Regions from separate parts of the Homo sapiens genome. Here region 2 is linked to region 1. A link is a loop called in an ENCODE intact Hi-C map of the cell type or tissue named here. Cell type or tissue: heart left ventricle. All regions are shown on one strand. Each heading gives the region's core, and the rest is flanking DNA. Links, peaks and the distances in the headings are about the cores only.

Region 1 (8,331 bases), core at 128-8,127:
TGAAAGAAGCCAGTGCTAATTCAGTGTGTAACATGAGCTAGACATTCTGCATTCTCAGGTGGCCCTCAACAACCTCAAGTGGAAGGTACCAGTATCATTTCCATTTCAGAGATGAGGAAGTCAAGGCTTGCGAAGGTTAAGCGACTTGCTAGAGAGCGCACGCCTTGAATGTAACAGAGTTGAGCTTTGAGCCCACTCAATCTAACTGCAAAGCCCACCCTTCTGCCGGCCACACTCTCTGGGCAGTTCCTCTCATCTCTTGCCCTCCTAGCCACCTGCCTCCTTAAGCACCCGCCTCCTGGTGCCTGCTTCCCTGATTCCTTGCAGCTTTCCCTGAGCACTCTTGGGCTTCTCCCATGCAAACTGCCACCTCCCAGGTCTGGAGATGTGGAATCTTGAACCCCAAACTCTGGTCCTTTCACCTCTTCCATCCTTCAGTGCAGGGGCTTGGCCTGCATCCAGAGCAGTTTATGGAAACTCCTTTGGCCTCAGATTTAGCCTCTGCAAGAGGAGACACAGTACAGTCCTTCCTCACAGGGCATTCGGGAGAAAGAAGTCCTGAGAAATAATGGTGCATTATTTAAAAGCAGGGCTTCCTGATAGGAAAGAAAAAACAGAAACCCAGACCCCAATTCACTAACTCATCATGGGTAGGGTGGAAGTGGCAGGATACTGCCCCTCCTGGTCTCTGCCTCCCTGTCTACAAAATGAGATGGCACGGTGGTGGCCTGGGGATTCCTTCCACCTCCCACCTTCTGGGCCACATGAGAATAGAAGCTGCCCTCATGATCTCTGAGCTGCCTTACGGCTCTAGAACTCCAGGATGATAAATATATAAGGCTTCATAATGTCCTTTCTTCCTTCGTGTGCCTCTTAAGTGATTAGTGTAATACTCTGTACACAATAGACTTTTAATTATTATCTGTGGAACGCATGCATGCGAGAGCCACGCAGGAGCTCAAATGGGAAGGAACTGAAGTCCCATGGGACAACAGTCCACGGAAACATCTCCCCAGCCTTCTTTTCAAGGGGAACACAGGACACGTGTCTGCAGCATGGCCCTGGGCTCAGGGGGCCCTCGGCACAGCCTAAGAACACTTGGCTGCCCCTCCAGAGGTGAGAGGAGAGCAAGCTGGCTCCTGCTCTCCTTTCTTCCTTTCCCTCCTGGGCAGGGGAGCAGGAAGGTGAAGCAGCACCACCTAGGAGAGAACCGGGTTGGGGTGCAAGAGCACAGCTTCCTCTGGAGCTCTGGCAGGAAGGGTGGTGTGTGATTCTCCCTCCTGGAGGCCTTTCTGTCATGCATGCTTCAGGACCCTTTCCCTCCCTTTCCCCCTACCCCAGGGAAACAAGACCCCTCTCCTTCTCCAGCTGCTCCCCCAACCCCAAGACCCCATCTTTGCTTGGTAGGACTCACTTCCTCTACTGGGAGGAGAGCGGCGAGGCGTTCTCTCTGTGGAGCACAGGAGTGCTGTCTAAGAGTGCAGGTGGGGGCTCCTCGGACCGTGTGGGAGGGGCGCTTTCACCAGTCCAGCCCCTGTTCCTCTCCTCTACTCCTGTGGGCCTGGGGGTCTCTCACATGGATCTCACTATTGAAGGGGAACTTCTTAGTGGTCCCAACCTTAGCACCAGTTTCATGCACAGATCCTGAGCTGGCTGTCCCCATCTGGACCGCCCTCTCCATGGCTCCCTCCCACACCTCAGAGCTGTCACTTGGTGGGCTTGTCATGCCCACCAGACTGTTACTTATGGGAGGAGAGGACGACTGCCTCTCTTACAGCTTGCCCCGGCCTGACACAGCCTCCAGTCAACACCCACTTCACCGTCAGCCCTGCCTGCTCTCCAATTTGGTCTCTGTCATGCTCAGGCCTGTTCTATTTCTAAGTCCGTCCAAAGCCAGTGTGGATTGGAGAAAGAGGGTTATTGGCAGGTACAGGATTGGGGGGCCCAGCTTTGTGTGCCTTGAAATGTCCCATGCTGCCAACTCCAAGGCTGTGCTGCCAGTGAGCCTCAGGAGTGCCCGAGTCTCCCCCCATGCCATCTTCTGCCAGGCGGGACCTCAGTTAGGGACCAGCTGTGGGGACCAGCCTCCCTCTTTGATCTAAATATCCACTTTCCAGTTTTTCATGCAGTTCCTCACTTCCTTCCTCTACTCCTGTCCATTGCATATCTATTCTGTGCCAGCCACTCCGCTAGGTGTAGGGAATGTTGTTGTGATGTGTGGGTGTGCAGGGTCCCTGAGGGAGAAACTGAGGTTCAAGGAGGTCAGGTGAGGGGTGAGCAGATGTGGTGGAGTCAGAAGACCCAGAGAGCCCTTGTCCCACTCTGCAGAAGACTATCCAGGACCCTGGGCAACCCCTTCCTCTTTCCTGGACTTTGGTTCCTCATCCTTAAATGAACAGATTGCAAGGAACTGAGGGGGAAACGGTGGTTCCTGAGGTTTGGTAGACTGATGAAGACTGGATGCTCTTCTCAGATGAGCTCATGTGCACGATATTGTGCAAAATAAATTCAGTGCACTCAGGAGGCCCTGGAGCCTGGGGTGAGATGCTCGCTAGGAACCTTTACATTCCAGAAATAACTTAGTGCCTAGGGCCCAGTGGTTAATAACTCCAAGATGACTTAGTGCCGAGGGCCCTACATTTAATAACAGGACTTAGTGCCCAAGACCCTACAGTTAATAACTCCGAACAGTGCCCATGACCTGCACCCTATGTGGAGTGCACCCGGATGTCAGAGTTTGTTTTTCTGTTTATAATGCTTTGTTTGTTTTGTTTTGATCTAAGATCATTGAGACATCAGGCATTGTCTGATTGGGCTAGGGACTCAGCAGGGCTGATCTGTGATTTCTGGAGTCTTCAGAGAAAGCTTCCTGTATGTTTTCCTTCCTACTTACACCCAACCAGAAGCTTAAGGCAGCTGGGGATGGGGAGAAGGGGGTGATTCATCTTTCTAATAAAACACATCCATCCAGTTTCCTGGGGAAACACATTGGAGAGATCCCCAGGCAAGACTCAGGGAAATAAAGTAATAATGTTATCAGTCTTCACAGAGCTATTTAAATACAGATTGGGTTGCTGGGAGATGAAAGGGGGCCCCTTTTGTTATGAAAATGAAGGGAGATGGGAGGGTTGAGTTTGTGTTTTGATATGTTAATCAGCTTGGAAGCCACCCAGGGTAGGGACGGGTGGGGAGGCTGAGTTGCCTGGCATATTTATTTGTTCAGTTTAATTTAACAGCTAGGCTACAACTGGGCTGCAGTCGGGATTGTGTAAAGATGATTACAGCCCTATCATTAATCAGATGCCTGCAGGAGACGGCTCATAGCTTGCTGCTACCTTGGCTGCATACAGATCTGCAGCCGCCCTGACACGGCACCAATGTGGTCTCATTCCGCCATCTAGTGGCACTGCCAGGAATTGTTCTGGGAAAGTCAGAAAAACAAAGTATTTTGGTTTCTTTTTAAATGATGCGGCCACCTTCTAGAATAAACAGAAACTGCTGCTGTTTCTGAAGAGATAAGATATAGAAAGGTCTTTGGAAATTAAGTGACCAGTCTTCCCTTTTTACCGATGCTGAATTTGAGGTCTGAGACAGTAATTTTTTCAAGGACATAGTTTTTTTTTTATTGCGACTAGAATTTTGAATTCCAAATCCATTGATTTTCCTAACATACCAATGTATATAAACACGGATACGTCTCCATCCCTCACGCTTTCATCCATTCTGTTTTTCAACTCTTCTGTATAACGTTTTGGTTTACTTTTTCTTTCCTTTGGATTCAGATCCCGATTTCATTTAATTCTAGTTTCCCCTGCTCCCTGCATAGAATGACTTAGAGTCCAATTAAGAAACAATTACTCCAGCTGATGGAGGGTCAGGGGAGCTGCAACAGCAAAGAATGAACTGTCCTGTAGAACTGGTAGACTTAGGGGGCAGACCGGGTGTGCTGAGAGGCAGCGGGAGGCTGGGAGGGAATGCTAGGCTTTGGAGCTTTCCTCAGCCCAGCTTAGGGAAGCCGGGGGTGGGGGTGAGGGGTGGGGTGGGGGTGGGGAAGATTATACTTTGGTTTTACTCTTGTTAAAGATGTCCTTCTGTTAACATCCCACATTTGTCGTCTAAGCACCACCTGACAGAGCAGGCACTGGGAAGGAGTGAAGAGCAAGGCAAGTCCCTGCCCTCTAGAAGGTTGCAGTCTGGGTAGAGACTGACCCAGGAACACATACACAGAGTAGGGTCATTTTTCCAAGAGTAGACTCAGCTGGTGGCCCTCTGAGAGTCGGCCCTTTCAAACAGAAATTTAAAAAAATATTAAAATTAAGATAAAAAAGAGTTTCACTTTTTCCTCCATACCTCTCAGAGGAAATTAAAATGAATCTAATTTATAACCTTAGCACCACTTCTTCTAACCCCTTTCTCTCCACCTCAATCATTCCCATACTCTACACTCTGAACGCTTTCATTAGCAAAAAAAAGTCAAAAGGTGGGGTGGTTAGAAGAATGAAAAGACAAGCCACAGACTGGAAGAAAACATTTACAAAGCACATATCTGAAAAAGGAATTATATCCAAAATATACAAAGAACTCTTAAAATTCAATACTAGCAACATAAGCAACCCAATTAAAAAATGGGCCAATGATCTTAACAGACATCTCACCGAAGAAAAGATATATGTATTTATGACTCTTTCATGTCTTTTGGGGACTGGATAGACCATTTCCTTTTATCATTGAATAATATCCATGGTATGGGTCTACATAGATGGCAGATAAGTATACAAAAAGATGCTCCACATCAATGTCATTAAGGAACTGCAACTTACAACAAGAGTGAGATGCCACATACACCTCTGACAATGGCTAAAATCCAAAACACTGACATCACCAGATGCTGGTGAGGAGGTGGAGCAACAGCAACTCCCATTCATTGCTGGTGGGAATACACAATGTTGCAGCCACTTTGGAAGAAAGTTTGGCAGTTCCTTATGGAATCAAACATATTCTTACCATATAATCCAGCAATCAAGCTCCTAGGTATTTCCCCAAACAAGTTAAAAACATACATCCACACAAAAACCTGCACACAAATGTTTATAGCAATGTTATTTATAATTGCCAAAGAACTGGAAACAATGGAAGCAATCAAGATGTCCTTTAATAGGTGGATGAATACACTGTGGTACATCCAGACAATGGAATATTATTCAGTGATATAAAGAAATTGGTTGTCAAGCCATAGAAAGACATGGAGAATCCTAAATATGTATTGCTAAGTGAAAGAAATCCATCTACAAAAGCTACATACCGTATGATTCCAGCTATATGACATTCTGGAAAAGGCAAAACTATGGAGACAGTAAGAAAATCAGTGGTTGCCATGGATTGGGGGAAGAAAAGGAGGGAAGAAGGGGTGAAGCTTGGGGGTGGGAGTCTTTTTGGCCAGTGAAACTATCCTGTATGATACTGTAGTAGTGGACACACGTCATCATACATTTGTCAAAACCCATAGAATTGTATAACACAAAGAATGAACCCTAATGTAAACAATGGACTTTAGTTAGTAATGTGAAAAGAAAAACTTCAGCTGAATTAAATTTAAAGGAGTTTAATTGAGCAATGAACAATTCGTGAATGGGGCAACCCCTAGAATCACAGCAGCTTCAGAGAGACTCCAGTGCAGCCGTGTGGTGGAGGAAGATTCATACACACAAAAAAGGGAAGTGACGTAAGGAAATCGGAAGTGAGATACAGAAACAACTGGATTGGTTACAGCTCATCCTTTGCCTTATTTGAACACGGTTTGAACACTTGGCGGTGTATGAGTGGTTTGAAGTATGGCTACTGGGATTGGCCAAGACTCAGCTATTGTTACAGGTGCATACTCCTAAATTAGGTTACAGTTCATCCACGAGGTCTCAAATATAGAAGTACAGAGTCCTTCTCAGGCCATATTTAGGTCACTTTAACAGTAACAATGTATCAATATTGGCTCATCAATTGTAACAGATATATCACACTAATGCCTGTTGTTAATAACAGGGGAAACTGCAGCTGCCGGAAGAGAGCGTACATAGGAACACTCTATACTTTCTGCTCCATGTTTCTATGCACCTAAAACTGCTCTAAAAATCAATTTTAAAAACAAAAAATAAAAAGATGGGTGGGAAGGGGTACTGATTCCCTTCCTCCACCCCAGCCTCCCTGCACCACCTCTCTATCCCTGTTCTTTATGGGGTAGGTTGTCTGAATCTCTCCCTTGCATGTCCCTCCCCTCTTCTCTCACCTTTGAGAATCAACTCTTCTCAGCCCATCTTCAGATTCTGCTCCTAAAACATCAGGGATGATGGTGGGGGGAGGGGTGGAGAGTCCATCCGAGTTGGCAGGTGGCGTTCCTTCTGGTTAGAGGGGTTATGCATATTCATTGTGAGAAGGTTCCCAGCATCTGGGCTCCGGATGTCACACAGACACTCCGATAAAGCTATGGACATACCCTAAGGCCTCCTAGCTCTAAGCAGGCCCAGCAGCTCAGAGGTCACCCCTGAGCTCCTGGGGGCTTCCTGCTCCTGGGAGCAGCTAATTGTTTATGCATCTCTCTCCCTGGGTAAACTGCAAACTCTGAAAGGTGAAGACTACATCTAATTCATGCTGTTGTTCCTTCTCAGCATAACTCTAGCATCTAAGGCAGAGTATATGCTCAAACTTCAATTATCAAATAAATGTGTTGATGGGTTTAGTATATGTGTTAAAGAACAGTTCCCTATAGGCTGGTGCGGTGGCTCACGCCTGTAATCCCAGCACTTTGGGAGGCCGAGGCGGGCAGATCACGAGGTCAGGAGATCGAGACCATCCTGGCCAACATGGTGAAACCCCATCTCTACTAAAAATACAAAAAAAGTTAGCCAGGCATGGTGGCGGGCACCTGTGGTCCCAGCTACTCAGGAGGCTGAGGCAGGAGAATGGTGTGAACCTGGGAGGCAGAGCTTGCAGTGAGCCAAGATCGCACCACTGCACTCCAGCCTGGGCAACAGAGCGAGACTCCATCTCAAAAAAAAAAAAAAAAAAAAAAGAACAGTTCCCTATAGACAGTGAGAATGTTGCCTTGTATAACAAAAAGGACTTTGCTGATGGGATTAAGTTAAAGATTTTTGAGCTGACGGGATTATTCTGGATTATTCAGGTCAGGTCAAGGTCATCAAAAGTGTCCTTATGAGAGGGCAGAGGAAGGCAGGGGGACATTTGACTACAGAAAAGGAGAGGACAATGTGAAGAAGAGATCAGGGTGAGGTGGCCACAAGCCAAGGAATGCTGGCAGCCACCAAAAAGCTGTAAGAGGCAAGCAAATGGATTCTCTTCAAAACTTCTGTGTGGAGCACGACCCTGCTGTTACCTTGGTTTCAGCCCAGTGAAACCCATTTCCAATTTCTGACGTCTAGAGCCATAAGACCCTATGTCTGTGTTGTGTTAAAGCCTCTCAGTTCCTGATGTGTTACAATAGCAACAGGAAACGAATACAGCATCATTCACTGGAGATGTTTCCTTCCTGGTTTGGTTTATCTTTCTGAGTCTCTCTTTGGGATGTCACTAAGCTCATAGGCTTATGCTAAGCAGAAACCTGCTCTTAGAGATGAATGATACATTTGAATGGACATCATTGGAGACTGAATGCTTTAGTTGATCATTTAACACCCTTCATTGGGTAACAAAATCTACCAAACACTGTGCTCTGTTTGGGACATACTGAAAGGGAAATTAGTTCTTGGTCTTCAAGGAGTTTGCAGGAGAACAGGGAGGCAGTCATGTAATGAAGAAATACTAGATCTAACGTGACGTAAGAGTGTGCAAACATAAACACGCAGGATACAGAGGGGACCAAAGGAAGAGGTGACCCACTGGGTGAAGAAGGCATCAGAGGATATTTACAGAGGAGATGTTGCAGCAGCTGAGCCTTCACAGGCAAGTTAGGTGCACGAGGAGGGCAGAGAGGGCCCCTGTGATGTGCAGGGTGACCCCCTCAACATGGTGATGGATGATAAGCAGGGTGGGGAAGGGAGTGGGCATCATGACCGGGAACATTTGCTCCAATCTTGCTAAGCGCATGTGTGCATGGTCAGTACACCCAGCCGGCAGCTCTGCTTCCCGTTTTCCCTGTAATTGAACATTGCACCCCAATACTCTATCAGCATGATCTGAACAGGCTTGATCAATGAACAAGACAACCTTCAAATGGACCAACAGGATAAGTGGCATGGCCTTCAGCCAGCCAGGGCACCTGACCACAGGTCATCAATGTCTCCCCAGAGCCTTTGGACTGCTGACCACTGACCTATTCAATGC
Region 2 (8,331 bases), core at 172-8,171, 230 kb before region 1:
CAGTGGCGCGATCTCAGCTCACTGCAATCTCTGTCTCCCAGGTTCAAGTGATTCTCCTGCCTCAGCCTCCTGCGTAGCTGGGATTACAGGCATGCACCACCATGCCTGGCTAGTTTTTGTATGTTTAGTAGAGATGGAGTTTCACCATGTTGGCCAGGCTGGTCTCAAACTCCTGACCTCAAGTGATCGACCCACCTCGGCCTCCCAAAGTGCTGGGATTACAGGCGCGAGCCATGGCATCTGGCCTTTTGCTGCGTATTAAATTACCCTACACCTTAGCAATTTATAACAAATGGTTTCTGTGGGTCAGGAGTTGGGAGTAGCCTAGCGGAGTGATTCTAGCCGAGGTCTCTTGTGAGGTTGCAGTCAAGATGCCAGCTGGGGGCTGCAGTATTTGAAGACTTAACTGGGGTTGGAGAATCTACTCTGAGGGTCAATGCACACAAGTGAGAGAGCACTCAAGCCAGAGGCCACAGTCTTTTAAAATGCATAATACAGGAAGGGGAACATCACACACCGGGGCCTGTTGTGGGGTTGGGGGAGGGGGGAGGGATAGCATTAGGAGATATACCAAATGTTAAATGACGAGTTAATGGGTGCAGCACACCAACATGGCACATGTATACATATGTAACAAACCTGCACGTTGTGCACATGTACCCTAAAACTTAAAGCATAATAAAAAAATAAAATAAAATACATAATAATCACTTCCTTCATAGGTCGCCTAGACCAAGCCTGTTGCAATGTGGGTGGGAACTACACAAGGAGGAAGAACCATGTGTTGGAGTGTAACGACCGCAGGCTGCATGCTGGGAGCTGGCCTGGAAGTCCAGAGAGGGCACCCAGTCCTGATCCCAGCCTCTGATCATCATCCTCTTGAACACAAATATCTATTTGCCCCTCTGATGTGCAGGAACAGTGCAAGAGATGAGTGTCATCCTGGCCTCTTTTTGATTTTTTTGGAGAAGGGCTAATAGAAAATGTCCTCTTGGCTATCAGTCCTGAGCTCCTCAATAACGCCTGAACTCTGTAGAAATTTGGAAATTGAAACCTAAGAGTAAGCTCTAGAAACAGATACCTCCAGGATGTGAGCTTATTTTTGATAGCCATGGCGTTTGAAGCCAATGGAAGTGCGGGCGAAGGAGAGACTGAGAAATGCTGCCCACGTGGGCTCTGAAAAAGGCTAAGGTTGGTGGAGTCCCAGCCCCTGCATGATGTGGCAGGGGGCAAGGCCAAACTTGCCATCAGCTGGAGCTGACTTCCTGAGGGAGGCAGCAGGTGCAGTGGGCTGGGGCACCATGAGCACTAAGCTCCATCAGATCTGGGTGGGTTCCTTTCCTGCTTCCATTTGCCGTGTGGCCTCCACCAGCTGTTCTCTCCCTGGGGCCTCAGTTTACCCATCCATAAAATGAATTGGTTGGACTGATACACTACTTATGAGGCTTTTAAAAAACAATAGCACCTTCATTTTCCAAATTACACCTTACAACAAATAAAGTGAATACAATGTTACTGCCTCATTACAATATATGAGATAATATTATGAAAGCTAATATGCAAGAATAAATGCTTAGTGTGTTCCTAAAGCTGTTCTTAAATGCTTTGGACACATTAACTGATTTAATCCCACAGTGGCCCTGTGAGATAACTACTCTTTTTTTTTTTTGAGATGGAGTCTCGCTCTGTCACCCAGGCTGGAGTACAGTGGCGTGATCTCGGCTCACTGCAAGCTCCGCCTTCCGGGTTCACGCCATTCTCCTGCCTCAGCCTCCCGAGTAGCTGGGACTACAGGCGCCCGCCACTGCGTCCAGCTAATTTTTTGTATTTTCAGTAGAGACGGGGTTTCACCATGTTGGCCAGGATGGTCTCGATCTCCTGACCTCGTGATCCGCCCGCCTCGGCCTCCCAAAGTGCTGGGATTACAGGCGTGAGCCACCGCGCCGGGCCGATAACTACTCTTTTTAATCATCATCCCATTTTACAGAGGAGGCAGCCACAGCACAGAGAGGTGAAGTAGCTTACCCAAGGTCACACGGCTTGTAAGTGACTTGAACTCATGGAGGGAGGCCATAAGGCCTTGCTCTTGGCCCTTCCGTTATACAAATAGAAGCAGAGCGGCTCTGGTGGAAGTGAGGGAGGAATGCTGGAAGCCGCCCAGCTTGTTACCCTTCTCCTTTCCTCTCTTTCCACTGAGCACCCCCTTAAACACAGTTGGCCTCGGGCTTGTGGGGCAGCTTTTGAGCTCTGACATTTGACGAGCTATGACCCCCGTATTTCTCTACCTAGGCTTTGCAAACACATGCACCTGAACCATCTGGGATGCTTTATTCAAATCTGGATTTCTATGCCACTTTCCAGGTTCATGGGATCAGACTCTCTGGGTAGAGTCCAGGAGTCTCCATGTTAATCAGCGCACAAGTGGGTCTCGGCTCACTGTCATGGAAAAACTGCTGCATTTTGAGCAGGTAGGCAGCTTAATCACCACCACTGGGCTTGGAAAGGACTGGATTTAGCACTTTCCTTAGGGAGGAGGAGGAGGCCTCCTTAAGGAAGGTCTTTTTAAGGAGAGTGGGAATAATCTCTGTGCCCAGGCACTGCTAGACCGTCTGTCAAACTTGACCTCACTTCAGGCCACCCACGCAGGTTGCTGTAACCGAGAGTGAGCCAGGAACTTCAACTGACCAAGAGCAAAGCCTGGGTCGTGGTCACTGTGACATTCCAGGCCACAGTTAATCAGCACATCTGTGAATGCACCAGGTGATTTCAGAACATTTTTTATGCTTCAGAGAGAAAACAATTTTTATGACTGTTCAGTACAGCCCAGGAATCAGAGAAACAAATGCTGTTAAACATTCATGTGTTAATTATTGCCATTCCTTGCTATTCCTACCATCCAAGAGCTGATTATGAGCAGAGGGTATCTTTGCAACGAGAATTCTGGCTTATTGTGGCCCCTCCCCAGGGGCCTCTTTGGCTGTTAGATTTGGGGGAGGGTCATTAATAAATGCATTGTAGTCACAGGGTAATAATCCTGTTGTGATTAGAAGTATAGCTGTTCTACTTGAAGAAACACTGTCCAGGCAGAAAGGAATGAACAAGGATACGGGACAGAAAGACAGGGTCAGTGGGGAAGCATGAAAATCACTCGCGAATTCATTCTTGTGTCTGCACCTGCAGAACATACGCTCTTTGGCCAGTGTTTGTCACAGCTACACCATGCTCTAGCATTTACTCAGAGGAATACCTGGTCCAGTGGTTAACTGGGAGGTTGTATTAATTAGTATGCCTAACTATGTCCAACACACGAGGAGCTGGAAGGATAGTTTGGTGAATGGCCACCTGGGATTAATCACCCAGTCCAGTACAGTCGTATTAATTTGGTGCCCAGCAATGTTCAGCACACAAGGAGCCTCAGGAGGGACAGTTTGGAGAGAGACCACGAGAGGGCGGCAGTGAGCCCACAGTCTGGCTGATCCCCTTACCCACGGACAGGGCCCCTCTTGGGGCTATGAAGGGTGGAGGAGCAAGTGAGCGGCCCCAAAGCTTAAAACTTTATTTGCTTCACAGCAAATGTATCCCTGGGCCTCACCTGTGTTCCTGTCTTGGAGTTCTGAGATAGCAGGGAGTTCTGTTTCTGGGAATCTGCCTCTTCCCCAGGGGGAAATGACAAAGGGTATTTTGAAATTGACATTCAGGCCCTGGGGTTAAGCCTGTGGAACCAGCAGGCTAGGGGATGCTTGCCTCACCTGCCTGGGTGTGTGGGTGCTGGAATCATGTTGGACTACTTTGGAAAAGCAAAAACTTCGAAGAGAAGGTACTGATGTTGGCATTGCTGGCTTATGGCAGCCAGGAGTCTGAATAATAATAATTATTATTATTATTTCATAACAGGCAGGCAGGAATTCTACAGACAAGGTTCAATAACCTCAAGGCAGTCTCGTGGCGAACTGGCAGATTAGGTCTCGGGACTTGGGACTCAGGCTGGGCTGGGTCCACACAGCACTTTGCCTCTTGCGGGAGAAGTAGCAAATAAAGGCCTCTGGAGCTGGGTAAGCAGGGGCTCAACACTGTCGTCGGCCAAGGGGTATCTTTTGAAGGATGCAAATTAGCTGAAATTGAATGAATTATTTGGCTCTGCAGGGGGAGGTGGGAGGTAAAGAGGGCCCCTGGATAATGCGCCTGCCACTCGGGGCCAGCCTTGCTGACAGTTATTCACTCTGAGTGTGGCACACAGGGACACAAGAGGTACAGCAGCCATGGTGACTGTAGGGCAGGGATGGCCCAGTTCTGATGCGGCCAACGCCCCCGAAGTCCTGGAGACAGAAGTAGCCACATGACCAAGGAGTCAGTCTCTCCCAGTGGGTACACAGAGCAGGGTGCACAGCCCAGCTGGGGTCCCGTGAGAGCCTGCTGAGAGTCTGGCAGAGATGGGCAAGGAAGATGTTGGATCCGACTGGCAGAGCTGGAGGGACTGTTGAGAATCTTCTAGTCTACAGTGCGGGTGGATTTGAGTTCTGGGAGGGGAAGGAATTGCTCAAGTCACGTAACCTGATGGCACTGCTAGGACTGGAGCCCAGCATTCATGCCCCACGGTCATCATCTACCCTCAAAGGCCATACCTTGCAAAACCTCATCCCCGCTCCTCAGAACCCTGATGTGGGGCCTCTGAAGACACCTGACAAGAGGGGACCCAGGCTGTTCCTCTGGGTGTGCATGGCAGGCAGGCCCCTTCCCCCATCACCTGGCACCTAGGCGGGCAGGGAGGCCCTCTGGCAACTGCGGGCAGTGTGGTTCAGCCAGGGCTAGGGGGCCCTCTGCTGGGCAGCCGCTGCCTGGCCTATGGGATAGCTGAGCAAAGCCAGCTGGCTGGGTGGGTTCCGGGGCTGCATAGAGGAGCATCCTGTCAGGAAGGGTCAGGGATGGCAAAATTCTGACCCATGGCACTTCTTTGTCAGTCCCCCCACTCCTTCCTGTCACTGCTGTCCCTACCAGGCAGCCTTGTGCCCTCTGCTCAGTACCCCCTCGTGGGCTCCCCACCAGCCCCCCAAACCTCCAGTCCTATCTGCTCCCCATTCTAGCTCCTGCTAATATGATATTGAATCTTAAAGGGTCAATGAATTATTTCCCCCGTTCCTGAAGGCCTACATTTGCAGAGCATTCGGACTCCTCTGAGAAACCGAGTCTTCCCTGCAGGAGTGAGCTGAAGGCCCACCGGCTCCTGCTGTGGGCTGAGGCCCACCTGTGGGGGGCCCTGAGGTGTCTTTGTAGGGGCAGCGGCTTGGCAGTAGTTCTGACCATGGTTGGAATCCTGCCCCTTTCTAGTTCTTTGACTTTGAGCAACTCACTAAACTTCTCTGACCCTCTGTTTCCTCATCTGTGAAATAGGAACAGTAATTCCCGTCTCCCAGAATTGCCTTGGGTGCTAAGTGAGAGGACGCAGTAAAGAGTCCCTCACAGGACTCAGTGACTATCAGTTTCTTTCATTGAGATTTTCAGTTTTCTCATCTGTGGAATAAGAATTCTTGTCTGCCCTAGATTATAACTTTGAAAATCCAAGTGTTTTGAAAATCCAAGTGTTAGTTTTATTTGCGGTGCCATGAATTCCCACAAGAACAGACACACGAGAGCGCCACCTCCAGTGCAGACACAGACACTGAAGCCGTGTGGCATCGCAATATCCCTGAAAACTGCCTCCCGCTCTGCACCGTGCAGTCCTGGGGCTGCCCAGAACAAAGGCCAGGGCAACCCCTGGCTCCCCCTACCCCACCCACCGCAAGCCCAAGAGAGATCAGCACATGATCAAGCCAGGTTGCAGGAAGGAAAGTGATCTACACAGCAAGTGGGTGACAAGAAGTGTCAGGACACCCATCTTCTGAGCTGGGCCTCAATCTTCTTTTTGCAGATTCTTCTGTCTTAAGGAAAAGACCCTTCTCTTTTCTCTTCGTTCTGTGATGAAGGACCCTAGTTCTGAGGTCAAATTCCAGCAATGGACTCACTGTCTTTGTCATCTTGGTAAAGTACTCAGCCCCTCTGAAACTTTGTTTCTTGATTTCTAAAATGAGGATCACAAAGCCATCTTTATTTTTTATGTATTTACTTTTTGAGATGGAGTCTCACTCTGTTGCCCAGGCTGGAGTGCAGTGACACCATCTGGGCTCACTGCAACCTCCTACTCCCAGATTTAAGCAATTCTCGTGCCTCAGCCTCCCGAGTAGCTGGAATTACAGGCACCTACCACCACATCCAGCTAATTGTTTTGTATTTATAGTAGAGATGGAGTTTCACCATATTGCCCAGGCTAGTCTCGAACTCCTGGCCTCAAGTGATCCACCCACCGGGACTCCCAAAGTACTGGGATTGCAGGCGTGAACCACTGTGCCCGGCTAGGATCATAAAACCTCCTGCAGAGGGTTGCTTAGAGGTTTAAGTAGCATAATGCATTCCTGGCTCCTAGCACAGGGCTTGGCTTCTGGCAGGTTCCCCTTCCCATGTGAACACTGACTCAGAAAATGACACTTTCCCGTTGTTATAAATAATCTCGAAGACACCCAGTTCTGTGCTCTGTCTCTGTGCTTGGAAAGGCCCTCTGTGCTCACTCTACCAACTAGTCATCTACTCACGGCTGATGTAGCTCCAGGGAGGGGAAGCTCACCCTTCACTGGGCTGCAATCTCAGAACAGCTGGGACGGAGGGGAAGTTCCTGCTCTCATGATGTAAGTGCTGTCTCCATGCAGTTCTCATCCATAGCATAGCCTCAGGAAATTGATCTAATCTTGCTCTAAATCAACTCTTCGGATGACCCCTGGGCCTTCTTGTCTCTTTCAGTCATACACTCAGGGGTCAGCCTCAACCTTCTCCAGCTCCTCTCAGCTTTGAGCAGGTATCTTTCACTTTCAGGAGCAACTCAGCATGCCCCTGGGCCAATGCTGGTGTCCTAGTCTGGCTGGGCTCAGGAGTTTCTCTCACCATCCCCAGGCTCAGCCTCTGAGATTCTGCCCAGTTCTTGCTAATCCCTGCCTCCAAATTCTTTGCCCTCCAGTCAGAATGTGCTGATATACCGTTGTTGGGTTCCTTATATAGAGACACTGTGCATAGAATCCCCTTTTTAGCCTTCCCAGTACATCGTCAGGGTAAGTATTATTATTCCCATTTCACAGAGGAGGAAATGAAGCCTCTGAGAGATTGGCTGACTTGCCCAAGATTGCATAGCCAGCAAATTGTGAACCAGAAGTGGGAGCTTGGTCTCTTTGATTGGAGTTGAGAGAATGAGTTCTCCCCATACAGGTATGATGGAAATGAGAATTTATGTAAAACAAGAAAGGTGGTCTTTTACCAGTATTGTTTCTGTATGTTCTGGGTGAAGTGTAGACTCATTCGGAGGTGTGCACTGGGAGGGGGTGTCACAGCTTGTTAGGTGTATATGCATATGGCTAACGAGGATGGTGGGGAGGTGCTGGCTTGGTGTGGCAGCTTAGCTGAGTTGGGTCATGCTGCTGCTCACGAGAATGAGGTCCCCAGTTTGAGTCCCTCCACCTCCATCCACTCACCTGCCTCCCAAGTGTTATTTATTTGTTTGTTTATTTAGAGACAGGGTCTCATTATGTTGCCCAGACTGGCCTTGAACTCTTGTCCTCAAGTGATCCTCCTGCCTCAGCCTCCCAAGTAGTAGAGACTACAGGTGCACATTACAGCGCTGGGCTTCCTCCCAGATGTATTTAACTTAGTCATAAGTGAGTCCAGCTGAGAGTGTAGACAGTGCCTAGGGAGCCCAGCAGCTCCCTTGGGAATGTGATTCCAGGGCACAGGAAAGGCCAAAGGTCCTTGTGACCCTCAAAGTCTATCTTCATTATACCTACAATATGAATCCCAGTCTCTTCTGTTCCCCCATCACCGATACCTGTGTCATTCCTGTCTCTGTGCTCTTATTCTTGACGTTCCCTCTACTTGGGCTGCCTTCCCCTCACTGAGTCCTGTAGTCAGCCTCAGTCATGTGCATGGAACAGGAGGGCATGCTGGCTGAGTTGTGTGCCTACATGGCTAGACTGCGCAACACTTCCTAGCATTCCCTGCCACCAGGTCTTTCTGAGTAGGGCGGACACGAGAGAGTCATGTGGGAGGTGTGGAGGGCAGAGTGAAGCAGCCCCTTTGTAGCTCACATATCTTGTCGCTTAGCTGCTGGCTGTTTGTGTGAGGCTACCACTCCACCACCCCTTGGAAATATCTACAGCTTCTCTGCCTCCTGGCCAGATGAGTGAGCTTTGTTCTGTGATGAAGGACCCTATCTTCTGCAGGAAACCCTCACCGTCAAGGTCAGAGCAATAAAACTGA

Evidence for each region. A loop is a pair of places that touch in the nucleus more often than their neighbours do. Peaks named below come from ENCODE experiments on the same cell type or tissue, not always from the same donor. Only the 100,000 strongest peaks of a DNase experiment are listed, where the experiment ranks them.
Region 2: it touches region 1 in a loop (3-fold over the local background); 21 of 110 quality-filtered maps call a loop at or near these places.

What each region holds. Positions count from the first base shown.
Region 1 is chr17:33,747,917-33,756,247 of GRCh38, forward strand. It overlaps a transcript of ASIC2 not described here. Among named protein-coding and RNA genes, the nearest start is that of ASIC2-AS1, 190 kb to the left of the region's middle. RefSeq lists enhancers at 2,426-2,965, 2,584-3,742, 2,966-3,503. In heart left ventricle, for the core only: a CTCF peak has its summit at 3,399 (motif pointing left); a DNase peak (open chromatin) is centred at 3,365; H3K4me3 peaks cover 362 bases; H3K27me3 peaks cover 3,163 bases.
Region 2 is chr17:33,517,170-33,525,500 of GRCh38, forward strand. It overlaps a transcript of ASIC2 not described here. Among named protein-coding and RNA genes, the nearest start is that of ASIC2-AS1, 38 kb to the right of the region's middle. In heart left ventricle, for the core only: CTCF peaks have their summits at 3,447 (motif pointing right), 4,811 (motif pointing left) and 5,010 (motif pointing left); DNase peaks (open chromatin) are centred at 3,472 and 4,769; H3K27me3 peaks cover 447 bases.